Regions from separate parts of the Homo sapiens genome. Here region 2 is linked to region 1. Evidence: read pairs that join two places in POLR2A ChIA-PET (ENCODE). Cell type or tissue: OCI-LY7. All regions are shown on one strand. Each heading gives the region's core, and the rest is flanking DNA. Links, peaks and the distances in the headings are about the cores only. Region 1 overlaps NLRP11 (NLR family pyrin domain containing 11). Region 2 overlaps NLRP4 (NLR family pyrin domain containing 4).

Evidence for each region. Peaks named below come from ENCODE experiments on the same cell type or tissue, not always from the same donor. Only the 100,000 strongest peaks of a DNase experiment are listed, where the experiment ranks them.
Region 2: POLR2A ChIA-PET joins it to region 1 with 5 read pairs; 2 of 35 experiments call an interaction of 5 or more read pairs at or near these places.

What each region holds. Positions count from the first base shown.
Region 1 is chr19:55,811,029-55,826,839 of GRCh38, forward strand. NLRP11 (NLR family pyrin domain containing 11) reads right to left here. Exons shown (of 10, transcript NM_001394894.2): 2 at 6,876-7,208. The coding sequence starts at 7,146. Among named protein-coding and RNA genes, the nearest start is that of NLRP11, 13 kb to the right of the region's middle. RefSeq lists enhancers at 7,818-7,907, 11,650-12,204. In OCI-LY7, for the core only: no CTCF peak of the experiment used is centred there; DNase peaks (open chromatin) are centred at 7,983, 8,373, 8,763 and 9,233; H3K4me3 peaks cover 3,946 bases; H3K27ac peaks cover 4,000 bases.
Region 2 is chr19:55,871,820-55,887,630 of GRCh38, forward strand. NLRP4 (NLR family pyrin domain containing 4) reads left to right here. Exons shown (of 10, transcript NM_134444.5): 8 at 5,177-5,347; 9 at 6,975-7,145; 10 at 9,651-10,036. The coding sequence ends at 9,768. Among named protein-coding and RNA genes, the nearest start is that of NLRP4, 43 kb to the left of the region's middle. In OCI-LY7, for the core only: no CTCF peak of the experiment used is centred there; no DNase peak of the experiment used is centred there.

The DNA of each region.
Region 1 (15,811 bases), core at 6,160-10,159:
CTGTTTCCTGGTACGTATTCAGCTCAAAGTATCTATTACATCTTGGCCCATCAGTCATGAGTTACACGTTCATCTTCCCTTCTATTTTTTTGTTTATGCATATCATTACTGAAATCCTGATCATTTAATGAACTACTTAAGATAAATGAAATTGTATGGAATAAAGTTAAAATTTATCGTAAAGGGAGTCTTATTTCTTGAGAATACACAAGATTGCACTCCCACTGCAAAAACAAACAAAAATGTTAAGACATAAGTATAAAGCTGTCATAGAGGTATGATACAGAAATGATCCAAATAAGTGAATTCCTAGAGGGGGATGACTCCTTCCTTAGTGAGCAGATACTTGAAAATGTTTTTATCCCTGGGTAAGGGCAGGCAAAAGAGGGAGCCTGGCAGCATGGAAGAACTTTGATGGGATAAATAAAAGCCAATGATGAACAGCTGCAGCAGGGCTGGTGTGGTGGACCTGAATGTACTGGAATGTGGCACACTGGCTCCCCCCCAGTGGAGATGAGCCTGATGGATCAACGGGCCTGATCCCACCCTCTAGACTACCAGGGCTGCCTAGTTCCGACCTAGCACATCTCAACAGCCTGGCAGAGACAGGACTTTCTCCTTACTGTTTTTATCTATGACGTTTAGTATACAATAAAAAAATTGAGATTCAAAGAAGCAGAAAGCCATGGTGATGAGTATGGTTCATGATTATAAACCATGATTCATAATCAAGAAAAAAAAATCTTTGGAAGATGTCTATTTAGGTGTTTTTCTTTTTGCCAATTTATTGATTAGGTTATCTGTTTTCTTGTTATGCAGTTCCTTATATACTTTGGATATTAGTTCCGTATCATACATAGTTTACAAATATATTCTCCCAATCCAGGAGTCTCTTCACTCATTTCCCTTTGCCATTCAGAAGCTGTCCAGTTTCACACATGTACACACACACACACACACACACACACACGTAAGAGAATAAATATGTGAGATAATAGATTTGTTAGCTTCATGTCAACATTCCACAATGGAAGCATATCAAAACATCACATTGTCCCATATAAGTATGCATAACTATTTGTCAAAAGTAAAATTAAAAAAAAATGAATAGAAGCATATGTACGGATAACCCAGCTTTTGGAATTAGGAGGTAATTTTATAATAAGTTTCATATTATGCATATATCCCCATATATTAGGTATATAGAGTATAAGAATCAGATGGATGCTCTGTAACTTAAAATATACACTATGCAAAACAAAGAATTCATTGGAATGGCTGAATGGCAGATGGCACACACAGAAGAAAGGATGAGGGGGCACCAGCACAGATCAATAGAATTGGCCTAACAAGCACAGAGGAAAAACAATCACAAAACCAATCAGACCATCAGGGAACTGTGATACAATATCAAAGGACCAGTATAAAATACGTGTAATTACAGTCCCAAAAGGAGAGGGGATGAAAAGGTATTCAACATCACGAATCAGAAATGCAAATAAAAATCACGATGAGCTATTCCCTTCACACCTGTTAGAATGGATATTATCAAGAAGACAAACGGTAAGTGTGGGTGAAGATGTGGAGAAAAGGGAAGCCTTGTGCACGGTGTGTGGGGCTGTCAATTAGAGGAGTCATTACGAAAAATGATGTGGAGGTTCCTCAAAAAATGAAAAATAGAACTACCCTAGGACCCTGAAGCTCTTTCTTGAGAATCCTTTGTGGTCAGAAAAGCCTGTCAAGGACGTTTTTATTTTCTATAAACTTAGTTCAAAACCTTAAGTTTATTCTTCAGTCCATTTCTCCCTTGTCACCTTTTATGATGAGCAAAACCACCACCACCAGGCTGCATCTTTATTGTCCCCCTAAATCTCCTTATCTTCAAGTTAATAATGTGCATTTTCCACTGTTATTTCAGGAACAACCTTGCTAAACTTTCCACCAGTTCAGGTTCCCACCTGATAAAGTCCACTGAAGGTCAAAGGCATGTTGAAAACTTATTAAAATGGTAGAGGGTGGCCAGGCACAGCGACTCACACCTGTAATCACAGCACTTTGGGAGGCGAAGGCGGGCAGATCACCTGAGGTCAGGAGTTCGAGACCAGCCTGGCCAACATGCTGAAACCCCATCTCTACTAAAAATACAAAAATTAGCCCGGCATGGTGGCAGGCGCCTGTAATCCCAGCTACTCGGGAGGCTGAGACAGGAGAATCACTTGAACCAAGGAAGCAGAGGTTGCAGTGAGCCAAGATTGCACCACTGCACTCCAGCCTGGGAAAAAAAATTTTTTAAAGCAGAGGAAAGTTACAGGTCAAGTAGTTTCTTGACCTGTAGTTTCCTCTACCCTTTAATTACTTGACTTGTAGTTTCTTTCCCCACTGAAAATTTCAAGGCCCATCAGGCATCTACCAATTTCCTGTCCCAAATTCCAAAGCTCCATTTGAGTTTTGTTTTCCACTGGGAGCAGTCTATGTAAGTACTAAGACCTTTTGCAATTACTACTGCGATATGTCGAGCCATCCCAGAAGAGGTACTGGGTGAAGAAAGTGAAGAAAAGAAATCATATCTGATATTCTCTTAAATATCTGCAATTTGGAGAGAAGTAAACAGAGCAGGTGAGCATGTACCTCATGAGGAAGGGACAGCACAACAGTCTTGAGAATAAGATGATCAAGAGAAGCAGGAAGGATTTCTATTTTCTCAGGGCCCTGGGCAGAGGAGGAGGGGAAAGACATTGCAATGTCCATGGAAGTGAGAAACTCACTGAGTGGACTCAGCCCTGCTACTGACATTTAAAGGGTCACCATGGAGGACACAGCCATGGTCTCCAGGAAAGCCTTCTCTCAAACTTGGGTTCACTTCCCCCTCATTGAAACCCTCAGTAGATAGTGGTAAAAATGTAAAGGGTAATAAGAGATTACAACATGGCCTAGGAGGCATGTTCAGTAGACTTTACGCCAGACTGATATCAGTCTGTGGCCTGTTAGGGACTGGGCCCCACAGCCGATGGTGAGTGGTGAGTGACTGAGCACTCCTCTGTATTTACAGCCGCTCCCCATCGCTCACATTACCACCTGGGTTCTGCCTCCTGTCAGATCAGTGGGAGCATTGGATTCTCACAGAAGCGTGAACCCTATTGTGAACTGCACATAGGAGGGATATAGGTTGCACCCTCCTTATGAGAATCTAATGCCTGATGATCTGTCACTGCTTCCCATCACCCCCCAATGGGACTGTCTAGTGGCAGGAAAATGAGCTCAGGGCTCCCAGTGATTCTACATCATGGCGAGTTGTAGAATTATTTCATTATATATTACAATGTAATAGAAATAAAGTACATAATAAATGTAATACATTTGAATTATCCCCAAACCATCCATCTCCACCCCTTCTAGTCCATGGAAAAATTGTCTTCCGTGAAACTGGTGCCAAAAAGGTGCGGGACCACTGCTTTACACTATACCAGGACAAGCTATACATTTTGGACACAGTTGTCCATAAGCTTGAGCTAGATAAGAAAAGAGAAGTGAATGACAGGATAACCATGCAACTAAAAAAAAAATTACTAATTCTGGAAGAAAACACTCAAGGAAGGAAAACAAGTTTACCACCATGTCAAGGTACTTAAAGTGTAATTTTTAAAATATCTAAAATATGAAGTGAGGCATGGTTAGAGAAGATGGTAGACCAGAAGCTGGTAGTGTGCACCGCTCTCATGGAGAGAGAACAGAGCAGCAACACCAGCTTTTCAACTGGATTATCTAGGACACACGGGATTCATCAAGGAAGCCACACAACCCACGGAGAACAGAAGAGTGAGACAGGACAGCCACCAGCCCAGGACTGGCACACGGCCCAGGAAGGCTCCTGACCACAGGGAGATGGTGAGTGAGCAAGAGTCCCCACGGATTGTTATTTTACAGTGTATATCAAAACATCAAGTTGTACACCTTAAGTATACATAATTTGTATCTGTCAATTACATCACAATAAAGCCAGAAGCATGTAGGTATGGAAGGAAAAGGTCTAAGAAAAATGTATGGCCTCAAAATAGAGAACATAGACAGAAAGATCAAATTCAGGTTACAAAAAAAAATCCTTGTAATTATGGAGTATGTAAATATGGGTGACAAATGTTTTAAAAAGAACATTCATATGCACCCCTATTAAGCTTTTAAACTTTAAGGATAAAGAAATTATTCAGGAATTTAGCAAGAGGCTGGGCACGGTGGCTTATGCCTGTAGCCCCAGCACTTTGGGAGGCCGAGGCGGGCGGATCACCTGAGGTCAGGAGTTCAAGACCAGCCTGGCCAACATAGTGAAACCCCATCTCTACTAAAAACACAAAAATGAGCCGGGTGTGGTGGTGGGCACCCTTAATCCCAGCTACTCAGGAGGCTAAGTCAGGAGAATCACTCGAACCTAGGAGGTGGAGGTTGCAGTGAGCCGAGATTGTTCCATTGCATTCCAGCCTGGACAATGGAACAAGACTCCATCTCAAAAAAAAAAAAAAAAAGAATTTAGCAATAAACATGAAAAAGGAAAACAAATCTTAACAGGTTAACATTTCTCCAAACATATTCAGTGCCAGAAGACACAGAAGGAATTTATACAATATTAAAAAGGAGTGGCTGGAGAGTATTACGTCCAGTAAAGTTCCCATTTGTGTATAAAGACATGCAAAGAGTTTTAGACATAAAATTAAGGAGTTCACTAAGGAATTCACTCATGAATCCTTCTCAGAGGCAGAGATGGAGGAAGCAACAATGAAGTCCAGTTAACTAAGGCAATGAAATGAATTATTCATCACATCAGGGACAGGGGTATGTGATAAGCCAGGTATAGCTTTAAATATAGAAGAAGCCTAAACAAAAAGATACTTGTGATTGCCATCAATAGTCGAGGTTATGAGCCTTGACTCCATAAAGTATATATAAGCCATGGGTTGGAGGAGAATAGCAAAGGAAGGCCAGAAGCCTGTGAGTCATAACGATGAGTGAAGACATGCTATACTATTTAATTGGGAAGATACGAGTTTAACCAAGTAAATATTGTATAAAAGTTGTCTTCAATATTAGAGGAATTTGAGGACCAAACTACTTCTTCATTCTAAAGAAGATCTACTGTTCACCTATAAGACACATAGACTGAAAATAAGAGGGAGATATTCCATGCCATTGGAAGCCAAAGAAGAGGAGTAGCTATGCTTATATCAGACAAAACAGATTCCATGACAAAAACTATAATGAGACACAAAGAAGGTCATTATGTAATACAGGGGTTGATCTAGCAAGAGGATGTGACAACTGTAAATATATATGCATCCAACACTGGAGTCCTCAGTTTAGCTCTAATAATTGCTTTATGTAAGAGAGACTCTAACACAATTACAGCTGTAGACTTCAACATCCCATTTTAGTGTGGTATTCATGATCTTGGTAAGTTCTCTTAACCCCTCAGGTATTCAGGTTTTCAATTGGAATACATGATTTTATCTATTTTAGAGATGTTCGGGAGGGACTAAATGAGCCAATGATGACGACCTGCATAGGAGTGTACCCAAAATGTTAACCCTCCATGACGCTTACACAGAGTCCCCTACATTTCTGTAGCTGGGTCTTATGGTAGGAGCGTACCCGGTTGTTAACCCTCCATGATCTTTACACAGAGCCCCTACTTTTCTGTAGCTGGATCTTATGGTTCTAGGACAGAGCTCTCTGCTGGGAAATCTGCTCTAGCTCAAGTACTTTCTTTGAGTCTAATCCTTTGGCTGGCTACTTTCATATAAGCTGGTTTGCATAATAACAGAAAATAAAGGTAGGATCATAAAGCCACAAAATAGAACATGACCCATATCCAATCTATCCCTGGTCCTCATGTGATGTCCAGTTCTGAAGACTGGTTCTTTGGGGATGGAAAAGTCATGTATCAAAACCACCAAGCTAAACAATTCCATCAACAAGTGGACTAAGGACACAAATAGATGCTTCTCAAAAGAAGATACACAAATGGCCAGTATCTGATAGTCCTTGAAAAAATGAATATGAAAAAAATGCTCAACATCGCTAATGACCAGGGAAATGCAAATCAAAACCACAATGCAATCCCACCTTACTCCTGCAAGAATGGCCATGATAAAAAAAAATTTAAAAAATAGATGTTGGTATGGATGTGGTAAAAAGGGAACACTTTTACACTGCTGGTGGGAATGTAAACCACTATGAAAACCAGTGTGACTATTCCTTAAAGAACTAAAAGTAGAACGACCATTTGATCCAGCAATCCCACTACTGTGTATCTACCCAGAGGAAAACAAGTCATTATACAAAAACACATGCACACACATTTATAGTGGCACAATTCGCAATTGCAAAAATATGGAACCAGCCCAAATGCCCATCAATCAACAAGTGGATAAAGAAATTATGAACACACACACACACACACACAAATACTACTCAGTCATAAAGAGAAGCGAAATAATAGCATTTGCAGCAAGCTGGATGGGATTAGAGACCATTATTCTAAGTGAAGTAACTCGGGAGTGGAAAACCAAACATTGTATTTTCTCTTAAGTGGGAGCTAAGCTATGAGGATGCAAAGGCATAAGAATGATACATTGGACTACAGGGACTCGGCGGGAAGTGTGAGAGGGAGGTGAGGGATAAACGACTACACACTGGGTACAGTGTGCACTGCTCAGACGGTGGGGATGCCAAAGTTTTAGAAATCACCACTAAAGAACTTACTCATGTACTCAAATACCACCTGCTTCCCAGAAACCTATTTAGAAAAAAAAAAAAAAAAAGGCCCAACACCCAGCTTCCTGTGAAGTGCCCTGATTTCTGCCCACCCTTCTCGTGACCCCACTCACGGTTTCGTCTGCCAATGATCTTCCTACAAAGATCTTCCTTACGCATCATTGAAAATATGCTGAAGAGCATATTCCATATATACTGTCCCTCATAAGAGATTGGCAACACGTTAGCCAGTTCTTCTTTTGTCATCTGTATCAGTGGAAACTGTGGCAGTTTGAAATCAAGAATCTTGCGTGCCAGATACTTCTTAAAACTCTGAAATTCCTTGTCACTGAGATTCTCTAGATACCACAGCAGGTCAAAGTCAGTAGAATCCGATTCTGCCATCTTGCTTCTCCAGGGAAGGCAGACTTCAGAGAAGGGATTTTGAGGCACAAGAAATATGAGATCTAAAAATAGATGTGGAATCAGACAATCAAACCACACAGTAATGCCAATTCATCCAAAGCTAACATCCTAGACAATTCCTGTGGTGTGATAGAAGCTCCTTTCTGATAGGCCATCAACGATAAGTCTGAACTCTTTCTGTCTGGGTCAATGGCCTTGTCGACTGATCTTGGCAAATTTCTAGGTTCTGTTAAGGTGGAACATCAGTTGTGTTAAAAGGCAACATTCTTATGGTAAAAGTTATCCCTGATTAGCAAATAGCATATAGGTTGAGAATTGAGTATCATACAGAAACTTTGGAGGGGAGTGTTTCTTTTGAAATTGTCAACCCTATGCAGATTGGAAATCTAGACTTGTGGTCTCTTACAAGATATGCTGTTGTATATGAAACTCCTCTATGTTAGAATAATCTGTATAGCAATTGGCTGTATTTACAATGATTATACTCCTTGGAGGTATGTCATTGATACGTATAAGGACTCCTAATGAAGAGGCAACTGTTATAATAAGCAAACAGGCTGTTTGTGGTCTTGTATGCTGCTGAAAAGAAATCTAAGTTATGATGTACTCTGTTCTGTCTTGTTAGTATATAAATGAGCCAAAGACAGCCCCTAGGTTATTTTTTCACTCTAGGCTGAAATCTGTTAGCGCATAAAGCCCACTGGCTTCAGACTCAAGTTTTTTATACAACCAATTGTTTTAAACACAGCCCAAATAAGCAGATGTTTAGCCATGTAGAGCCTGCCCGCTTTGCATACCTCGCAGAACTGCTCCCAACATCTGCCAGCAATAGGTAAGTCCCCAGGGTCAAGATGACTGCAAGGTGCTACTGCCCTTTGGAGCTCTCGGACCCAGGAGATCTTCCTCCCCACTGTACTGAGTGGTATCGCCTACACACACACACACACACACACACACACACACACACACACACACACACACACACACACACACAGGTTGCCTCTTCAATTCTACCCCACCTCTGCAGGGGTTCCCCATCTTCCTGTCCTCCTGAGTAGGGACCCACACACTGTAGCCCCTGGCCAGGCTCCTGCTGTAAGAGACATGCCCCACACACAAACCTGTGAAAATGCCACCCAAAAAAGCATGTGTGCAACTGCCACCCCTTGGTTATCTTTTCCCTTGACCAATTTCTAAACCCCGTGAGCCTCCCACACCTGTCAGTTTCAATGTCAGTCTAATCCTGGTATCATTACACTCCGTCACGAGAAGTTGAGATTGCCGAGTTGTGACTAAAGAATCCATTCCAGAGCCTTGACCCAACACAGTCAAGGCTCTCAGAGTTTATGACAAAGGTAGAGAAAGAAGATCTGATCAGATATGAGTGGATGTGGATTGGCTAACATCTCCATGGTTTTACAGCAAATGCTTCGACACAGAGAACAAGGGATAAATAGTCCCTTTGGGGGCGAAAAAGAAAGTTGGAGAATGGCAGGTATCTGCTTGAGGCTAGACTGCTCGATCTCTAACCATGAAATAAACCTAACTAGATACTCAACCGTAACTAGGTTGTTGGGCGTAAAGAAACCGCCAGTGAAGCTGATAAGATGCACCAAATACAAGACAGAGTCACTGGTATTGTAGACACACTCAACAGTGATGCCTACCTGAAGGGAAGAAGTAGGCATATTAAGCTTGCAGACCTCATATACCAGGTACTATGTTAGAAGATAGAGCCACTGGGTTGGATCTGACTCCATCGTGGCCATGAAGTACATGGAAAGATACTCATGATCCCCCAATAAAGGGGTAAAAAAATGGGCATACTGACATGCACCTATGGTACCTGAGTTTTGCAGCATTGCTATGCCAATCCCCAGTGCCCAACAAGGTAAGAACTATGACACCCTCTTCCAGAACATTTTCATTTGCCCTAAAGGAGGACCTGCAACTAGTAAGCAGTCACTCCCTGTTTCCCTCTCCTCCCCTAAAGGAGCCTTTAAATGCATGGTTGAGCTGGCAGAAAAAACAATAAGGAAGTCACTGAGTTTCAGAAGGCACGCATGCACCCAGGGAGTCGCTTTCATGTTAGGTCAGGTGAAGTCGAGCAAACTTTGGCAGCCTAGAGCTCAGTTTTAGGAAATCATATACAATTTTAGGGCAAAGGAGAAGACAAACCCTGGGGCACATTGAGGTGGGAGGACAGATGAAAGGCCACCAGTCAGTGGCAGGGGATAGACAAATGAGAAGGTTAACTAGAAAATCCCACTGAACAGAGGGTGGTGGAATTCTTACTCTGCTCAGTATCGGGTCTGAGGAGGAAAGGGGAAGCAATCGCACCCTTTGAGTTCCTAAACCTAAGCTGGACTTCGGAGAGTAATCATCCCACAGCTTTTCGTCTCATGTATATTTTTGTATTCTGGACCTAAATGCACAAACATGCTAAGAAATCTTTCGAAAACTTAGTTTTTCAAAAATGTCTTAATCTCTCTTAACTCAGAAAAAAAGTCATTACCTGAATAAAATGGAATGTGAAGCCATAAAGATTGGTTTCTAGGTCTATATTTGCTGGACCTACAAAGATATTTATAATATACTATTGAGATAAAAAGCAGTGAATGGGACTGGTACCCTGACATATGTACATACAGGTGTCGTGTTGGCTGAAGCCAGGATTTCAGGGTGTACAGAAGAGAGTTAACATGACACGTCCGAAACTGCCATCTTTAGGATCTGCCTGCTACATTGGCCGTTGGCTAGCATCTGGAACCTGGATGTGGAAGGCACCCCCCACCCACATTCCCAGAGCTGATAAGAGTGGCTCACATGCCTTTATGGCTTGTACAGACAACATGGCTTATGCTGAAGCTTTGCTGTCCTTCTGGGAGCCTGGAAGCTTGCAATTTCCTTCCATCTAAGCAGTGAGCCAATTTTCTCGGCACTGTTTAATGCATATTTTGGAATATGCTAGGGAGAGGATGCCTATGTGACCAGCTCTCTCTCTCTCTCTCACACACACACACACACACACACACACACACACACACACACACACCCCAAGCACTGAGTTTGTAATGATCTTCCACAGCAGCCAATACCTCGTGTGTGTTTTTTATCACTTGCTGCTGGGGGAATTCCACATGTCCTGGGTGACTCTGCCGGGAGAGGACACTCGGGAGCCTGGTTTCCTCTGGATTTTGTCCCATGTGCCTCTTTGCTTTGCCGATTCTGCTTTGTAGCCCTCACTGTAATAAGTCACAGCTGTGAACAGGACTGTGCCCAGTCCCAAGTCATCCCACCTAACCCAACTAGGGGATGGCATTCAACACCTGACACACAGGGTAACAGGAAATAGCCTCACAACATTGAATGACGTCCTCCTAAACTCACCATCTCTTACCTTGCAGCAGGCAAACCCATTAACATTGTTAGTGATGGGAGAACCCATTAACATTGTTAGTGATGGGAGAACCCATTAACATTGTTAGTGATGGGAGAACCCATTAACATTGTTAGTGATGGGAGAACCCATTAACATTGTTAGTGATGGGAGAACCCATTAACATTGTTAGTGATGGGAGAACCCATTAACATTGTTAGTGATGGGAGAACTGCTTTCAGGTCTAATTACTCCCTTAAATGGAAGTCTCCATCAGGGCAGGACCACTGTTTCTCTTTCTCCCCAGTGTTCTCAGCCTCTGTATCCATAATTGACACTTAGCATATTTGCCAAGAGGTCAGTTCTTTTCGTGCTCATATGGTTAACAAGATTGCCTTAGTCAGCTGGGCACAGTGGCTCACGCCTGTAATCCCAGCACTTTGGGAGGCCGAGGTGGGTGGATCACCTGAGGTCAGGAGTCCGAGACTAGCCGGGCCATCATGATGAAACCCCATCTCTACTAAAAATACAAAAAAATTAGGCAAGCATGGTGGTGGTGGCTACCTGTAATCCCAGCTATTTGGAAGGCTGAGACAGGAGAATCACTTGAACCTGGGAGGCAGAGATTGCTGTGAGCTGAGATAGTGCCACTGCACCCCAGCCTGGGAAACAGAGCAAGACTCTGTCTCAAAAAGAAATAAAAAAAGATTGCCTTAGTCTCATTGGAATTTCTCTTCTCTCTCACCCTAAAATGATATCTTTACGTCATGACTGAAGATGTCAAAGAAAAATTTTAGAACTGAGGCTTAGAATTTTATCAGACTGCAGGGAGGAGCCAAGATGGCCGAATAGGAACAGCTCCGGTCTACAGCTCCCAGCGTGAGCAACGCAGAAGACGGGTGATTTCCGCATTTCCATCTGAGGTACCGGGTTCATCTCACTAGGGAGTGCCAGACAGTGGGCGCAGGTCAGTGGATGCGCGCACCGTGCGCGAGCCGAAGCAGGGCGAGGCATTGCCTCACCTGGGAAGCGCGAGGGGTCAGGGAGTTCCCTTTCCGAGTCAAAGAAAGGGGTGACGGACGCACCTGGAAAATCGGGTCACTCCCACCCGAATACTGCGCTTTTCTGACTGGCTTAAAAAACGGCGCACCATGAGACTATATCCCACACCTGGCTCGGAGGGTCCTATGCCCACGGAGTCTCGCTGATTGCTAGCACAGCAGTCTGAGATCAAACTGCAAGGCGGCAGCTAGGCTGGGGGAGGGGCGCCCGCCATTGCCCAGGCTTGATTAGGTAAACAAAGCAGCCAGGAAGCTGGAACTGGGGGGAGCCCACCACAGCTCAAGGAGGCCTGCCTGCCTCTATAGGCTCCACCTCTGGGGGCAGGGCACAGACAAACAAAAAGACAGCAGTAACCTCTGCAGACTTAAATGTCCCTGTCTGACAGCTTTGAAGAGAGCAGTGGTTCTCCCAGCACGCAGCTGGAGATCTGAGAACCAGCAGACTGCCTCCTCAAGTGGGTCCCTGACCCCTGACCCCCAAGCAGCCTAACTGGGAGGCACCCCCCAGCAGGAGCACACTGACACCTCACACGGCAGGGTATTCCAACAGACCTGCAGCTGAGGGTCCTGTCTGTTAGAAGGAAAACTAACAAACAGAAAGGACATCCACACCGAAAACCCATCTGTACATCACCATCATCAAAGACCAAAAGTAGATAAAACCACAAAGATGGGGAAAAAACAGAACAGAAAAACTGGAAACTCTAAAACGCAGAGTGTCTCTCCTCCTCCAAAGGAACGCAGTTCCTCCCCAGAAACGGAACAAAGCTGGATGGAGAATGACTTTGAGGAGCTGAGAGAAGAAGGCTTCAGACGATCAAATTACTCTGAGCTACGGGAGGACATTCAAACCAAAGGCAAAGAAGTTGAAAACTTTGAAAAAAATTTAGAAGAATGTATAACTAGAATAACCAATACAGAGAAGTGCTTAAAGGAGCTGATGGAGCTGAAAACCAAGGCTCGAGAACTACGTGAAGAATGCAGAAGCCTCAGGAGCCGATACGATCAACTGGAAGAAAGGGTATCAGCAATGGAAGACGAAATGAATGAAATGAAGCGAGAAGGGAAGTTTAGAGAAAAACAAATAAAAAGAAATGAGCAAAGCCTCCAAGAAATATGGGACTATGTGAAAAGACCAAATCTACGTCTGATTGGTGTACCTGAAAGTGATGGGGAGAATGGAACCAAGTTGGAAAACGCTCTGCAGGATATTATCCAGGAGAACTTCCCCAATCTAGCAAGGCAGGCCAACGTTCAGATTCAGGAAATACAGAGAACACCACAAAGATACTCCTCGAGAAGAGCAACTCCAAGACACATAATTGTCAGATTCACCAAAGTTGAAATGAAGGAAAAAATGTTAAGGGCAGCCAGAGAGAAAGGTCGGGTTACCCTCAAAGGGAAGCCCATCAGACTAACAGCAGATCTCTCGGCAGAAACCCTACAAGCCAGAAGAGAGTGGGGGCCAATATTCAACATTCTTAAAGAAAAGAATTTTCAACCCAGAATTTCATATCCACCCAAACTAAGCTTCATAAGTGAAGGAGAAATAAAACACTTTACAGACAAGCAAATGCTGAGAGATTTTGTCACCACCAGGCCTGCCCTAAAAGAGCTCCTGAAGGAAGCGCTAAACATGGAAAGGAACAACTGGTACCAGCCGCTGCAAAATCATGCCAAAATGTAAAGACCATCGAGACCAGGAAGAAACTGCATCAACTAATGAGCAAAATCACCAGCTAACATCATAATGACAGGATCAAATTCACACATAACAATATTAACTTTAAATGTAAATGGACTAAATTCTCCAATTAAAAGACACAGACTGGCAAATTGGATAAAGAGTCAAGACCCATCAGTGTGCTGTATTCAGGAAACCCATCTCATGTGCAGAGACACACATAGGCTCAAAATAAAAGGATGGAGGAAGATCTACCAAGCAAATGGAAAACAAAAAAAGGAAGGGGTTGCAATCCTAGTCTCTGATAAAACAGACTTTAAACCAACAAAGATCAAGAGACAAAGAAGGCCATTACATAATGGTAAAGGGATCAATTCAACAAGAAGAGCTAACTATCCTAAATATATATGCACCCAATACAGGAGCACCCAGATTCATAAAGCAAGTCCTGAGTGACCTACAAAGAGACTTACACTCCCACGCATTAATAATGGGAGACGTTAACACCCCACTGTCAACATTAGACAGATCAACGAGACAGAAAGTCAACAAGGATACCCAGGAATTGAACTCAGCTCTGCACCAAGCGGACCTAATAGACATCTACAGAACTCTCCACCCCAAATCAACAGAATATACATTTTTTTCAGCACCACACCACACCTATTCCAAAATTGACCACATAGTTGGAAGTAAAGCTCTCCTCAGCAAATGTAAAAGAACAGAAATTATAACAAACTATCTCTCAGACCACAGTGCAATCAAACTAGAACTCAGGATTAAGAATCTCACTCAAAGCCACTCAACTACATGGAAACTGAACAACCTGCTCCTGAATGACTACTGGGTACATAACGAAATGAAGGCAGAAATAAAGATGTTCTTTGAAACCAACGAGAACAAAGACACAACATACCAGAATCTCTGGGACGCATTCAAAGCAGTGTGTAGAGGGAAATTTATAGCACTAAATGCCCACAAGAGAAAGCAGGAAAGATCCAAAATTGACACCCTAACATCACAATTAAAAGAACTAGAAAAGCAAGAGCAAACACATTCAAAAGCTAGCAGAAGGCAAGAAATAACTAAAATCAGAGCAGAACTGAAGGAAATAGAGACACAAAAAACCCTTCAAAAAATCAATGAATCCAGGAGCTGGTTTTTTGAAAGGATCAACAAAATTGATAGACTGCTAGCAAGACTAATAAAGAAAAAAAGAGAGAAGAATCAAATAGACACAATAAAAAATGATAAAGGGGATATCACCACCGATCCCACAGAAATACAAACTACCATCAGAGAATACTACAAACACCTCTACGCAAATAAACTAGAAAATCTAGAAGAAATGGATAAATTCCTCGACACATACACTCTCCCAAGACTAAACCAGGAAGAAGTTGAATCTCTGAATAGACCAATAACAGGAGCTGAAATTGTGGCAATAATCAATAGTTTACCAACCAAAAAGAGTCCAGGACCAGATGGATTCACAGCCGAATTCTACCAGAGGTACAAGGAAGAACTGGTACCATTCCTTCTGAAACTATTCCAATCAATAGAAAAAGAGGGAATCCTCCCTAACTCATTTTATGAGGCCAGCATCATTCTGATACCAAAGCCGGGCAGAGACACAACCAAAAAAGAGAATTTTAGACCAATATCCTTGATCAACATTGATGCAAAAATCCTCAATAAAATACTGGCAAACCGAATCCAGCAGCACATCAAAAAGCTTATCCACCATGATCAAGTGGGCTTCATCCCTGGGATGCAAGGCTGGTTCAATATACGCAAATCAATAAATGTAATCCAGCATATAAACAGAGCCAAAGACAAAAACCACATGATTATCTCAATAGATGCAGAAAAAGCCTTTGACAAAATTCAACAACCCTTCATGCTAAAAACTCTCAATAAATTAGGTATTGATGGGACGTATTTCAAAATAATAAGAGCTATCTATGACAAACCCACAGCCAATATCATACTGAATGGGCAAAAACTGGAAGCATTCCCTTTGAAAACTGGCAAAAGACAGGGATGCCCTCTCTCACCACTCCTATTCAACATAGTGTTGGAAGTTCTGGCCAGGGCAATTAGGCAAGAGAAGGAAATAAAGGGTATCCAATTAGGAAAAGAGGAAGTCAAATTGTCCCTGTTTGCAGACGACATGATTGTATATCTAGAAAACCCCATTGTCTCAGCCCAAAAGCTCCTTAAGCTGATAAGCAACTTCAGCAAAGTCTCAGGATACAAAATCAATGTACAAAAATCACAAGCATTCTTATACACCAACAACAGACAAACAGAGAGCCAAATCATGAGTGAACTCCCATTCACAATTGCTTCAAAGAGAATAAAATACCTAGGAATCCAACTTACAAGGGATGTGAAGGACCTCTTCAAGGAGAACTACAAACCACTGCTCAAGGAAATAAAAGAGGATACAAACAAATGGAAGAACATTTCATGCTCATGGGTAGGAAGAATCAATATCGTGAAAATGGCCATACTGCC
Region 2 (15,811 bases), core at 6,762-10,761, 61 kb after region 1:
GCATCTAGAAGCTAAACAGAAATAATCTTTTTTTTTTTTTTTTGGAGACAGAAGAGTCTCGCTCTGTCAGCCCACGCTGAAGTACAGTGGCACAATCTCGGCTCACTGCAAGTGCTGCCTCCCGGGTTCACGCCATTCTCGTCTCAGCCTCCCAAGTAGCTGGGACTACAGGTGCCCGCCACCACGCCTGGCTAATTTTTTTGTATTTTTAGTAGAGACGGGGTTTCACTGTGCTAGCCAGGATGGTCTCAATCTCCTGATCTCGTGATCCGCCCGCCTCGGCCTCCCAAAGTGCTGGGATTACAGGCATGAGCCACCGTGCCCAGCCCAAACAGAAATATTCTTAAGTAGCAGGCTAAGTAGATAGCACTTAAGGCTATCCAAAACTCCTTAAGACGTATTAAAAAAACACAACATAACCTTAAACTAGTACTGAACAGATGCCTGAAAGAAACAAGAGCAAATTGTCTCAGGAGGTAGGTAATAGGATGACATGATCCTTGACCTCAGCTTATTCCTAAAAGGATTTTTTAAGGTCAGTAAATACCACACAGTTAAAATAACCCAACCCACAAGGAAATAAAGCTCATTGAGCCAAGGACAAGTCAAAATACAAACAGCTACCAAACTATCTAATTATCTATAAAGCTATTATACTTACTATGTTTACAGAAAAATAACAAGTTTGAATCTTAGGGAAAAGGAGATGAAATGAGCAAATAATACAACTAGAAATTATAAATATAATAACTGACTATATGGGGTGAATAGTAGATTAGACATAATTAAAGAAAAAATTAGTAAAATGGAAGATAGGTTACAATTACCTAGAAAGCAGCATGAAAACAGAAAAATAGGTAAATCATAGAAGAGGGTATAAGACTTAGATGATTAAGATGTTCTAACACACTTACTGGGAATCGCGGAAAGAGAAAATATTTTAAGAAGACTGAAATTTTTCTGTAACCAATGAAAGATTCCAATTCAGATTCAAGCATCCAAATAAGCGCTTAACAGGATAAATAGTGGAGAAACTGCAGAACACCAGATATAAAGATGTTGGTCTGTAAAGATTTAACAAGGGGCTGGGAGCTTGGGGCGGGGGAAAGTGATATCTACAAGAAAGGAGACAGACTTGGGTGAAGAGTAATAGTGGAAACCAGAGGGCAGTACAGTGAGATATTCAGTATGGCGGGGAGACGGGAGGGTGGATTGTCAACCTAGAATTCTATAGCCACCAAAAACTATCAAGAATGAGGATAAAAACACATTTTCAAATAAATACCAAGTTTCTTACCACCAGATCCTTCCTAAAAGTAATTCTAAAGACTGTTCCTTAGACAGAAGTAAATCATTCCAGATGGAAGAGAGATAGAGCAAAGAGAGGGGTAGATCTCTGGATAAATCTAAACAAAATGTGGATTGTGTATAAAAATAATACCATCTTGAAGATTTAATGGAAAAAATATACAACAGCCATAACAAAATATAAAGGGGTAAATTAAGGTGAATACTCAAATTAGCAGAAAAGAGGAGACAGAATGATTAAAAAATTCCCGATCCAAAAAAGAACAAGGAAACAAAAATTGAACAGGTAAGAAAATATGAAACAAGATATATATTTGAATTCAAATATGCTAGTAATTAAACGAACAGATTAAATGTTTCAGCTAAAAGATTGCCATATTAAAACGTAACTAATGTTTATAAGTTACTTATTAAAACGTGAGGTTGTGGTTGTACAACATTGTGAACTGTAGTAAGTGCCACTGAACTGTTCACTTTAATATAGTTAATCTTAAGTAAATTTTACCTCAATAAAATGATGAAAATGAAAGGATAGAAAAAAAGACCACGCAAATATTAAAAGGAAGCTTACGCAACTGTATGAATCAGACAAAATAGAATTTAAGACAAAGTATTATTCGGTTCATGCTAATTTTTAAATTATCTTCCTACTCAGTTGAACTTTAAATCTTACAAGGTGAACATAATTACTTCCCATATAGAGTCCAGGAATCTAAGAGAAATCATAATGGAAATTAGAACATATGTTGAAATGAAAAAGGAATATACTTTGCAACAAACTCAGATGGAGCTGTAGTGCATGTATATATTTTAAAAGGAATCTAAAGAATAATGAACTTAAGGATTTTTTTAATGGTAAAATAAACCCCCTAAAGGATGGAAGGAAATAAAAATAAGGACAGAAACTAATGAAACAAAAATCACAATGGAAAAGATCAGAAACCTGCAGGGTGGTTCTTGGAAAAAACAGTTTTTGTTAATGCCATCCTATAGAATATAATGCAAGCCACACATGTAATATTAAATTTTCAAGTAGCCATATTAAAAGTGATGTAATATTTGAAAGTAATTTTATAAGTAAATATTTGAAACTAATTTTAATAATATAGTTTATTTAGCCATATATCAAACATCACTTCAATATGTAATCAGTACAAAAAATTACTAATGAGAGATTTTACTTTTTTGTATTAACTCTCTAAGGTTCACTATGTATTTTATACTATGGCACATCTAGATTCAGACAAGCTACATTCCAAGTGCTCAGTGGTCACACGTGGCTGGCTATCACACTGAAGAGTGCAGGTCTATGTCAAGAATGGGAAAAGAAACATTACTACAGATGCTACAGATATTAAAAAGATTACATATGAGCAACTTTACACAATAAACTTGAAAATTTAGATATTTTCAAGACTCAATAAGCTTCTAAAATGATAGAACCTAAATGTACTCAAGACAAAAGAAAAATGAATCAGTCAAATCTTTTTATATAGAAAATTCCAGGCTTAGAAGCCTTCATTGGTGATTCTTACCAGACATTCAAAGAATAAATAATTCCACTCTTACATCAGCTTTTTCAGGATCAGAAGAGGAGAAACTCCCCACCATTTTTTGTGGCTAGCATAATCTTGATGCCAGAAACCAATAAGAATTTTATTGGTTGTAATATAATCCTTACAATTTTTGTAAGAAAGCAGAATTAAAGGCTAGTGTCATTCATGAAATGCAAAAACACTGAACAGAATATTAGCAAGCAGAATCCATAAATGTATTAAAAGAATAAACATAATGACTAAGTTGGGCTTATCCCCAAAATGTAAAGTTGCTTTAACATTAAAAAGATTAGTAAAAAAATCAATGTAAATCACTTTACTGGTTAAAAATAAAAATCATGATCTAAAATGCAGAAAAGTTTGAATTAAGACATACAATTCTTGAAAAACTATTTGGGAACTTCCTTGATGATCTAAAGAATATGTTCAAAAAAATCTAAAGCAAACATTTGTCTAATGATGAGAGAAAAGCTTTCTCTTCAATATCATGAAAAAGATAAGAACGGTGGCTATAATCACTTCTAGTCAACAGTGTCCTGAAAATCTTAGCAAATGCTTCAAGGTAAGAAAAACACTAAACCTGTAATCTTTGAAGAAACACCTAATTCTATACAGATGATTTGAATGTACATAGAAAAATCCAAGAAAATCTGTAGCTAAGTTATCAGAATTAGTCTAACAAGCTTGCTTGAAACAATATATCAAAAACAGTTACTGATATACCAACAAGAAGTAATAAGCTAGTGGAATTAAATAAAAGTACCTTTTACAGTAACATAAAAAAGAAATTACCTAGAAATAGCTACTGTGATATATGTGAGACTTTTATAGAGAATATGATCAAATTATGGTATAAAACAATGTTATATTCAAAGATTGAAATATTCAGTATCTAAAAAGTCAGTTTTCTGTAAGTTGAATTCATTTGCTTTCATGAAATCCCAGTGAAAATGCGATGTTTTTGTTTGGTGATTGAGTTGAACTTGAAAAGTAAATTTTAAAATGTGTATGGAACTTGCAAGAGGCCAAGAATACCTAAGAAACACCTAAAATATAAAAAGTGGGCCAGGCGCGGTGGCTCACGCCTGTAATCTCAGCACTTTGGGAGGCTCAGGTGGGTGGATCACCTGAGGTCAGGAGTTCAAGACCAGCTTGACCAACATAGTGAAACCCCGTCTCTACTGAAAAAAAAAAAAATACAGAATTAGCTGGGTATGATGGTGGATGCCTGTAATACCAGCTACTCAGGAGGCTGAGGCAGGAGAATCACCTGAACCCGTGAGGCAGAGGTTGCAGTGAGCTGAGATTGTGCCGTTGCATTCCAGCCTGGACAACAGGAGTGAAACTCCGTCTCAAATAAAAATAATGTAGGAACTCTTGCTCTAAATGTGTCATCTAAAGTTTTAGAAATTAAAAAAGCATGAGATTCACACAGGGATAAGCAGACAGACCAGAGACACAGAATAGAGATCTCAGAAACAGACTGATCCACGTGTGTTCAGATGTCGCATCATGGAATAGCGTATCACTGGTGCAGAGAGAGGATAGACCTCCAACAAACGATGCTGAGACAATTCAGTTGTCCCTCCATATCCATAGGAGGTTGGCTACAGATTTCCCCTGAGGAGTCCAAAATCTGTAGATGCTCAAGTTCCTAATGTAAAATGGCATAGTGTGTGTTTTGAGACAGTCTCTCACTTTGTCGCCCAGGCTGGAGTGCAGTGGTGCGATCTCAGCTCACTGCAATCTCTGCTTCCCGAGTTCAAGTGATTCTTGTGCCTCAACCTCCTGGGTAGCTGGGACTACAGGCACGCATCGCCATGCCCGGCTAATTTTTTGTATTTTTTGTGTTTTTTTTAGTAGAGATGAGGGTTTCACCATTTTGGCCAGGCTGGTCTGGAACTTCTGACCTCAGGTGATCCACCCACCTCAGCCTCCCGAACTGCTGGGATTACACGCATGAGCCACCGCATCTGGCCTATATAGTGTTTGCATATAATGTACAGGCATCTTCCCATAATACTGTAAATCATCTCTAAGTTACTGTGATATGTAATACAATGTAAATGTTGTGTGAACAGTTGTTATACTCTATTGGTTTTTTCGTTTGTATTTTTTAGTGTTGCGTGTTATGTGTTATTGTTTTAATTCTTCAATAATTTCAATCTGCCACTAGTTGAATCTGTGGATATGGAGGACTGACGGTGCCTATCCACATGAATGACAAAGGCTGTCGTGCTTTGGTGTCTCTTTTCCTGATATTAGACTGAGGTGTAATAGCCTTTAAGCATGGTACCCTTACTCCTTTGCAGTTTGGTAAAATGTTTTATCACTGCTGCTGGCTGTGAAGACCTCGCCTCTGCTCTCATCAGCAATCAAAACCTGAAGATTCTGCAAATTGGGTGCAATGAAATCGGAGATGTGGGTGTGCAGCTGTTGTGTCGGGCTCTGACGCATACGGATTGCCGCTTAGAGATTCTTGGGTGGGTATCGCCAAGCTCCTGGTTATGTTTTCATGAGTGGCAAAGACGGAAAATGGATGGGAAGAAAGAGAAAGATGAAAACTCCAACAGGACCACATAGCAGCTAGCTGTGGTTGCATCATGAACCAGTGTAAAACTTCAGGGCTTAAGGCAATGAGAAGTTAGATTGCTGCTGGCTCTGCTTGTCTGGGCAGGCGTCACTGACCTCAGCCAGGTGTGCTTAGGAAGCTGTGGTTAACTGAGGGATTGGCTGGTTTGGGTTGACCTTGCTATATGGTATGGAGGTTGGCTGGCTGGGTTGGCTGTCCCCTTGGGGATGACAGGTGTAACTGGGCCACGTCTCATTATCTAACTGGTTGGCCTGGGCTCATTGACATGGCATCTGTATCAGTTTGCCAGGGTTTAAAAAGTAGCATGGACTGGGTGGCTTAGGTAATGAATTTATCACTTCACGGTTATGGAGGCTGAAAGTCTGAGATCAAAGTGTCAGCAGAGTTGGCTCCTTCTGAAGGCCATGAGGGAGAATCTGCTTCAGGCCCTTCTTGTCTTGTCGATAACCATCTGTCTTCTCCCTGTGTCTTCATGTTCTCTTCCCTCTGTGTGTGTGTGTCTAAATTTCCTCTTATAAGAACACCAGTCATATGATTAGAATCCCCCCAGTGTCCTCATTTTAGCTTAATTGCCTCTATAAAGACCTTGTATCCAAATATGATCACATTTTGGGGTACTGGGGTTTAGGACTTCAACGTATAAATTTTGGCAGGGACAGAAATGAGCCCATAGCAGCATCTCAGGAGTTCAAGAGATGAAGTATAGAAAACATCCAAGATCACCAGGTGTGATAGCTTAGTCCTGCAGTCCCAGCACTAAAGGAGCCTGAGGCAAGCCAATAGCTTGAGGCTAGGAGTTCAAGAACAGGCTGGGCAACATGGTAAAACCCCATCTCCATAAAAATTAGCCAGGCGTGGTGCATGCCTGTAGCCCCAGTTACTCAGGAGGCTGAGGAAGGAAAATTGCTAGAACCCAGGAGGTCAAGGCTGCAATGAGCCATGATCATGCCACTGCACTTCAGCCGGGATGACAGAAACCCCATCTCCACAAAAATTAGCCCGCAGGCGTGGTGCATGCCTGTAGTCCCAGCTACTCAGGAGGCTGAGGCAGGAAAATTGCTAGAACCCAGCAGGTCAAGGCTGCAGTGAGCCATGGTCATGCTGCTGCACTTCAGCCAGGATGACAGAGACCCCATCTCCAAAGAAGAAAAACACCCAAAATGGTGGCTCAGAACTCTCCTAATCTTGCTTCCATTGTTATCTGAGACGGCTTCATACCTTTTTTTGGATAATATGTTATATTATCCAAAGCAAGGTATGAAGCCGGAAATAGACTCTGTTAGTGGAATGAGCTGCAAAGTCACATTGCTGTGGGCAGGGATACAGAGAAGAATGGACACTTATGGCTACTTTTACCACCTACCCACAGACGCGTGATCTGAGGTCGTAAACACTGGACTGTGAGAGATTGCACTTGAGGCAATGGGGTGTGCCTCAACTAGACGTCTAGCTCACATCCCATCCTACCTCCACCCTGAGGCTGGGGCCGCATCTTACCATGTGTCTTTTTATTGCAGGTTGGAAGAATGTGGGTTAACGAGCACCTGCTGTAAGGATCTCGCGTCTGTTCTCACCTGCAGTAAGACCCTGCAGCAGCTCAACCTGACCTTGAACACCTTGGACCACACAGGGGTGGTTGTACTCTGTGAGGCCCTGAGACACCCAGAGTGTGCCCTGCAGGTGCTCGGGTGAGCTGGGGTCTGTTGTGCTCTATGGGCAGAGTGCTCCGGGCTAAGAAGGGATTGGCTGGGACCTGCAGTGTAATCACGTTGCATTTAAAATGCAAATGATGTTCCTTGTCTCAGGGTTGTTGCAGGAGTAAGAACCAAGCAGGTGAGTATAAAACTCTTACCACAGTAAGTGGTGAACAGTGAATGTCCAACAAATGGAAACACTTGTGAAGTGGCCTCATTGTCTGGGGTAACACCCGAGGTTCATTGTCCCAGGGCCGTGGAGATCCAAGGACGCAGAGATCCAAGGACGCAGATACACAAAGAGTGAGGTTAAGAGCAGAAGTTTAATAGGCAAAAGAAAGAAGAGCTGTCTGCTACAGAGAGGGGTCTCGGAAAAATGGATTGCCCGATCCATGGTGAAATGCAGAGGGTTTTATAGACGAGCTGGTGGGAGGTGTGGTGTCTGATCTACATAGGGCATGAAAAACTGGTTAGGACCAGGTGTGCCGTTTGCATAGGGTGTGAATTTCTGGCAGCCCCCACCCCAGTCTTTTATTAAGCAGGCAGGTTCTCTGCCTGAGCTGCACTATGTTGCCCATTTCTTTCTTACTGTACCCATGCTAATAAAAAAGGGAAGATGGTGCTTCCATGGTGAACAGGCCTGGCCCCCAGGTAGCTCTTTTCACTGGCGCAGCTGCTGGCATTCCCCCCATGCAATCTTCGCGCTCCCTTATTTATGTTTGCAGCTCAGTTTTTCAGGATGCTCTTTGTTAGAAAAGAAATGATTTCTTGGGCTGGTTTTTGTTAGAAGGGAAGCTCTGCTGAGGACTTTTGCCCTCACTATCTGCCTAAATAATTTTTTACCTCCTATATCACTTATTATTATAATACAAATTATGATACATGTTTATATTTTAAATATTTATGTGTAAATACAAGTTATATGTATATTCATAAGTATAACATTTATAAATAGAAACTTATATAAACATAATTTATATTTTAATTTGTTATATTTATAATTACATATAATCCCACAAACATTATTTTACTAGATAACTATAGAGTCCTTAACATTTTTCTCATTCATTTTCCCCTACTGTTTTCAAACCAATATGAGATGAAGGTAATCATAGGCAGTTATTAGGCTGTTCATTTCCAGAAAAGGGAAATATAATGGGTTAAAACTGTTATAACTCTAACGCTAAAGAACATTCACTGATTTTTTTTTTTCCATTTTGTGAAGATACAGGTTTGTTTTCTTGAAGTCCATCCTTATAAATCTCCACCTGGAAAGGCTGAGTGCTTGGCATTGTTTCTTTCTCATTTTAATGTTTGCTAAAGATTCAGAATGTAGACTACCAAAGTAGACACGTGATTAAGGGGAAGGACTCAAATTGTCTGCATTCTGAGTCACGGAGGTCTGTGTTTGTCTCCTAGCCTTGCCATGTTTGGCCCTGTAAGCCAGGGTAAGGCATTTGTCCTCTTTGATTATCAGCCTCCTATCTACAAAATAGGGATGATTATTTGGCATGGTAATTATGAAAGTATGCATCAGATAATGTGATAACTATGGCAGAACTAAATAAGTGAGTTTTCATCTTCCTCCAGCCCCTACCATAGATAGTCTCACAAAGATGTGTATTAAGATACATAGTTGTGCTAAAGAACATAGCTTACCCCAACAGTGTGGGACAGTTGCACGCAAACAGATGCCAAATGGAGATGAGAGATATTATACGTAAAAGGAAGGACCAAGACACGGTGATACTTAATCCTTCTGATTCAAAGCAATGATACAACGTATGGGGGCTCCAGAAACAAATTGCTTGAATTTGTATCCAGACTACCACTTTCTGGTTTTGTGACCTTAACATTGTTCTCATTGTCTTCATCACAAGTCGGGACAATTATGCTACCTCATAAGGCAGTTGTGAACATTTAATGAGATAGGCATGTAAAAAGCCTTAGCAGAGGGCCAGGGCCCAGGTACTCGGATAATGGAAACTATTAACTTTATCTTTGAAAAAGTAAAAATAGCTTCAGTCTTTCTCCCTAACTCCCACTGACTTCTTGTTGCAAATCCAAATGTTTGTGTGGAGTTCATGCCTTCTATTACCAATTCTGGACATTTATTTATGTCCAGTGACATATTGGAGCCAGCTCCTACAAGCTGGTGAGAGCCACGTGTGTGTGTGTGTGTGTGTGTGTGTGTGTACCTGTCTTTGTAACTCTGTTTAGTGACAGCAAGTGGGCAGCTCAAAATTGGCCATGATTGCCTTGGAGAATTTACACCACAGAAATTGGCAAAGCTATAAATTGGGACTTTATTTATTTTCTGGGGATCCAGGGGTAACATTTATCAGCATACCGCTGCATTTGATGTGTATGTCTTTCCTCTTGGAGGTAACACCAGGGTTTCCTAGGCTTGTCCTGGGATGAATTAGGGAGAAAGATGAGCTGCAGAAAAGGGAAAAAGTATGTGAATTAAAAATAGAACCTCTTAAAATATTTTACCAGGCTGAGAAAAACTGATTTTGATGAGGAAACCCAGGCACTTCTGACGGCTGAGGAAGAGAGAAATCCTAACCTGACCATCACAGACGACTGTGACACAATCACAAGGGTAGAGATCTGATTGCGAGGAACCTGGGCTCTGACTCGAACACCTGCAAAGGACAGGGACTGGGACCGTTACTTACATGACACTGCACCCAGGAGATACAAATCATTGATACTCTGAGTTGTGAGATTTCTGGCACCCCATTCATAGATTTGATATGATACACGTGGTTTTTATGTGCTCTGTGGCCTTGGATGAGTCACTGAAAGGCCTTCATGGTCTCTCGGTCTCACAAGGACCTCTTAACCCCTCAATAAAGTGTTACATTTCTAAACATTGGAAATTCTTTTTTTGCCTTTTTTTATTTGTATAAATTTAAGGGGTACGAGTATGGTTTTGTTACATGTATATATTGTGTGGGAAAATCTGGGCTTTTAGTATACCTATCACACAGATAGTGTACATTGTACCCATTAGGTCAGTTCTCACCCTGCACCTCCCTCTCACCCTCCTGAGCCTCCAATGTCTACTATTCCACACTTTTTTTTTTTTTTTGAGATAGATTTTCGCTCTTGTTGCCCAGGCTGGAGTGCAATGGTGCAATCGCGGCTCACCACAACCTCCGCCTCCTGGGTTCAAGCGATTTCTCCTGCCTCAGCCTCCTGAGTAGCTGGGATTACAGGCATGCACCACCACGCCTGGCTAATTTTGTATTTTTTTTTTTTTTTTTTTAAGTAGAGATGGGGTTTCTCCATGTTGGTCAGGCTGGTCTTGAACTCCCGACCTCAGGTGATCCACCTGCCTCAGCCTTTCACAGTGGTGGGATTACAGGCGTGAGCCACTGCATCCAGCCACTCTTTATATATTATTTAGCTCTCACATACAAGTAAGAACATGCATTATTTGACTTAGTTTCTGAGTTATCTCACTTAAGATCATGGCTTGAGTTCCATCCATGTTGCTGCAAAAGACATGATTTTATTCTTTTTATGGCTGAATAGGATTCCACTGTCTATAAATCATGTTTTCTTGATCCACTCATCTGCTGGTGGACACTTATGTTGATCCCATGACTTTGCTATTGTGGAGAGTGCTCCAGTAAACACATGGATGCAGGTATCTTTTTAGTATGATTTCTCTTGCTTTGGATAGAACTCGGTAGTGAGGTTGCCGGACAAAATGGTAGCTCTATGTTTAGTTCTTTGGGAAATCTCCATACTGCCTGGAAAATCTTGAAACAGTGTTTGCTACTGATGAATGACTGGAATAGGAGTGCAGGTTGAAGAAACTGTGGCCCCCTCCCCGTGTTGACTTGGAAAGACGCTGGCCACACTGAAAGCACTAGAAAGGCTGGTCTGACTTGGGCACCCTTCTTTCTGCCAGTCCTACTAGGATTCCAGGTTGGGCTCCTGATCTGTTCTTGCCTGATGAAAGCACCTTTTTTATTGGTACATAATAGTGGTATATATTTTGGGGTTCATGTGAATGTTTGGGTAATTTCCATGGCATTGCTAATATTACCTCTCCTCACGGTCTTTGCCTCTCATATTCTTCCCCAAACTCCCCTCTGGCTCTCCTTTCCTCATTGGGCCTCTTGAGTTCTGAGGCTACCCTGTCTCCCCTACCTTTGAATAAAGATCTCTTGGGAGTGGGAGCTGAAAGGAAATTTTAGGAATGGGGGTATTTCACTTCTGAATTTTTTTTTTTTTTTTTTTGGAGACAGATCCTCGCTCTGTCACCCAGGCTAGATTGCAGTGGTGCGATCTTTGCCCACTGCACCCTCCACCTCCCGGGTTCAAGCAATTCTCCTGCCTCAGCCTCCCGAGTAGCTGGGATTACAGGCGCGTGCCACCACACATGGCTAATTTTACTATTTTTAGTAGAGACGGGGTTTCACCATGTTGGTCAGGCTGGTCTAGAACTCCTGACCTCATGATCTGTCCTCCTTGGCCTCCCAAAGTGCTGCAATTACAGGCGTGAGCCACCGTGCCCGGCCTCACTTCTGAACTTCTGTGCCACTGATTTAGGAGTGAAGATTGAGAAAATCAGCAACCTGAATGTCCATCAATGGGTGAATGGATAAACAAAATGTGGCATATAAATAAAATGAAATACTGAGTCTTCAAAAGGAAGGACATGCTGATATATGACACAACATAGATGAACCTTGAGGATATTATGCTAAATGAAATAAGCCAGTCACAAAAGAGCAAATACCGTACATTCTCCTTCTATGAGGTACTTACAGTAGCCAAATTCATAGAGGCAAAAAGTAAAATGTTGGCTACCAGAGGCCAGGGGAAGGAGGAGAAGATGGAGTTATTTAATGAGCATAGAGTTTGTTTTGCAAGATGGAAAAGTTCTGGAGATGGATGGTGGTGATGGTTGTAAAATGTGAGTGTGCTCAAGGCCACAGGGATGTACACTTTAAATGGGTTAAAATGGTAAAATTTTGTTACGCATGTTTTACCACAATAAAAAGAAAGTGGGGAGGCTGGGTGCAGTGGCTCATGCCTGTATTCCCAGCACTTTGGGAGGCCGAGGCAGGTGGATCACCTGAGGTCAGGAGTTTGAGACCAGCCTGACCAACGTGGAAAAATCCTGTCTTTATTAAAAATACAAAAAATTAGCCGGGCGTGGTGGTGGTGCATGCCTGGAATCCCAGCTACTCGGGAGGCTGAGGCAGGAGAATCGCTTGAACCCAGGAGGCAGAGGTTGCAGCAGGCAGAGATCATACCATTGCACTCCAGCCTGGGCAACAGGAGTGAAACTCCATCTCAAAAAAAGTGTGGAAAGAAAAATAACAAACAGGAAAATCTGGGAAGTCATTTAGTCTGTCATCTGTAAAGTGGTAATGATTAAGGACTATCTATTGCACCTGGGTGCAATAGACGTGATAAAATATAAAAGCAGCTTGAGGAACCAAAGAACCTATTCTCCAGCTACCTTAATTATGTTCATGAGATGTCCATTTCCACCCCCAGCAGGAACATTAACATTTTTCTCCTAACGGTTTTCCCTCCACTAAAAATACAGGTCAGTAGAAAAGAGGGAGAAGGAAGTGCTGATAGAGAACGGGTACTGAGCTGCCCAGCACAGTGGTTTACGCCTGTAATCCCAGCACCTCGGGAGGCCAAGTCAGGAGGATCGCTTGAGCCCAGGAGTTAGAGACCAGCTTGGGCAACATAGAGAGACCCTACCTCTACTATCTATCTATCTATCTATCTATCTATCTATCTATCTATCTATCTATCTATCTATATCTATCTAGAATTATTATTATTATTATTTTTTAATTATCTGGGCGTGGCGACTCATGCCTGTGGTCCCAGCTACTCAGGAGGCTGGGGAAGGAAGACCACTTGATCCTGGGAGGTTGAGGCCGCAGTGAGCCGCGATCACACCACTACACTCTAGTCTGGGTGACACAGCAAGGCACTGTCTGAAAAACTTTTTTTTTTTAATCACAAAAAAAGAGGTACTAAGCTATAAAAAGTCTAAGTTACAAGTAAAGAATCTTAATGACAGAATTGAAGGAGATTATTCACCCAAGAGCTATTAATACATTGACAGGTGCTTACCACAAGCTGAATATTTTATATGTTATTTCAATTCTTGCAAAATCTGAGGTTGATGCTATAAGACCCTTCTTGTAATGGGAAAATTGGCCTAAAGGGTACAAGTAACTGCTTCCAAGCTAAGAAGCTGTCACTCTGGCTGCCTTCACCCTGGGAATCCTTTTCCACCCAAGTTCATTATTCCTGGAATTCCATCTGTCTCTTCTTCAGTCCAAGGATCTCCTGGGCTGTTTCAGCACTCTACCACCTCTGTCTCTCATAACCTGAGCTGTGCACCAAGCTTGACTCACCTCAGCCACACATTAGTCCTGGGCACATCTAGCCAAGCTTTTAAGATTGCATGGTTGGCCGGGTGCAGTGGCTCACGCCTGTAATCCCAGCATTTTGGGAGGCTGAGGCAGGTGGATCATGAGGTCAGGAGTTCGAGACCAGCCTGGCCAACATGGTGAAACCCCGTCTCTACTAAAAATACAAAAATTAGCCGGACACGGTGGAACACACCTGTAGTCCCAGCTACTGAGGAGGCTGAGGCAGGAGAATCACTGGAACCCAGGAGGTGGAGGTTGCAGTGAGCTGAGATTGCACCATTGTGCTCCAGCCTGGGCAACAGAGCGAGACTGTCTTAAAAAAAAATTGCAAGGTGGTGGGTGAGGAAGTGAGTGTCAAAAAAGACAGCAAGCAGGGTGGGTAAAAGGAGAGGGAGGAAAGGTAAATGAAGCTGGAGACACAAATAATCCGTCTACCTTCCTCATAAGTATAGGCTTGAAGTTAGACAATTGGTCACAAGCTAATTGGTCTGTCTTGGTTCACGGGCTTCATAATTTGGAGGCAGCCTAGAAAAAAGTTCAGCAGTCAAGGTACACTGGAATCCCTTCTATCTCATCTCTTCTCTTTTCCTGAATCACCAATTACCCCTTCCAAACCCCCTCCAAGACCTATTATGGGCCCCCCCAGTCCTACAAAGTAACATTGGCCTGACTGTACAGTGGATTTGAAATCATCTGTCTACTCTAAAAAAATGTTGCTTTAAGATACTTTGATGTAATTGAATTCTAGGACAAACTTAGAAATTGTAGAATAACAACAAAAAAAATTCCTAAATTAGTAATTGAGTAGACTAAATATGATTGACTTGAGTATTGATTAGTAAATTGAAAATTTAGTAATTGAGAATTTGTGGATCAAGCATTAAACAGAGGATATCCCTGTGTTTTTGTCTGTTTTTTGAGATGAAGTCTCGCTCTGTCACCAGTCTGGAGTACAGTGGCGCGATCTCAGCTCACTGCAGCCTCTGCCTCCTGGGTTCAAGCAATTCTCCTGCCTCAGCCTCCTGAGTAGCTGGGACTACAGGTGCCTGCCACCATGCCCAGCTAATTTTTATATTTTTAGTAGAGACAGGGTTTCACCATGTTGGCCAGGATGGTCTCAATCTCTTGACCTTGTGATCTGCCCACCTCGGCCTCCTGAAGTGCTGGGATTACAGGTGTGAGCCACCATGCCAGGCCATCCCTGGTTTTTTGTTTGTTGTTGTTGTTTTTTTTCTCTGAGACAGAGTCTCGCTCTGTCACCAGGCTGGAATGCAGTGGCATGATCTCTGCTCACTGCAACCTCCACCTCCCGGGTTCAAGCAATTCCTCTGACTCAGCCTTCTGAGTAAGTGGGACTACAGGTGCGCACCACCACACCTGGCTAATTTTTTTTTTGTATTTTAGTAGAGACGGGGTTTCACCATGTTGGCCAGGATGGTCTCAATCTCCTGACCTCGTGATCTGCCTACCTCGGCCTCCCAGAGTGCTGGGATTACAGGTGTGAGCCACCGTGCCCAGCCCATCTCTGTTATTTTTAAAGAAACAATGGAGAAATCTTGGGATAGTCTTTATTTATCTTGTCAGATTATCAGAAATAACATGGTTGGCCAGGTTTGGTGGCTCACGCCTGTAATCCCAGCACTCTGGGAGGCCAAGGCTGGAGGATCGGTTGAGCTCAGAAGTTTGAGACCAGCCTGGGCAACATGGCAAAACCTCATCTCTACTAAAAAAAGTTACATGGTGGCACACACCTGTAGTCCCAGCTACTCGGGAGGCTGAAGTGGCAGGATCCCTTGAGCCTGGGAGGCAGAGGTTGCAGTGAGCCGAGATGGTGCCACTGCACTCCAGCCTGGGTGACAGAGTGAGACCCTGTCTCAAAATAAAATATGGCCCATTTTAATAGCTGGTAACTGAATATGAATCAATGAGATGAAGATTAAGGCAATTAACCTTTGATTTTATTTTTAACCTTTATTGCCCTGACAATATTTTCTAAATTAGTTCACATACGTCTCCCACTCTTTCTATCCCAGATTTCATCTACAAAGGGCAGTAAAGATATAGAAAAAGGAAGAGAATGAAGTATTTATTTCAAGGACTCTGGGTTTTACTATGTCTAATAGTGAGAACATGGATGGATAGAAGGATTATAGCCTTCAACTTATTGAAAGATCCCATCAGGTGTTGTAAAGTGGGTCAGATCTTAAAATAGAAAAGTTGGATTTATAGGCC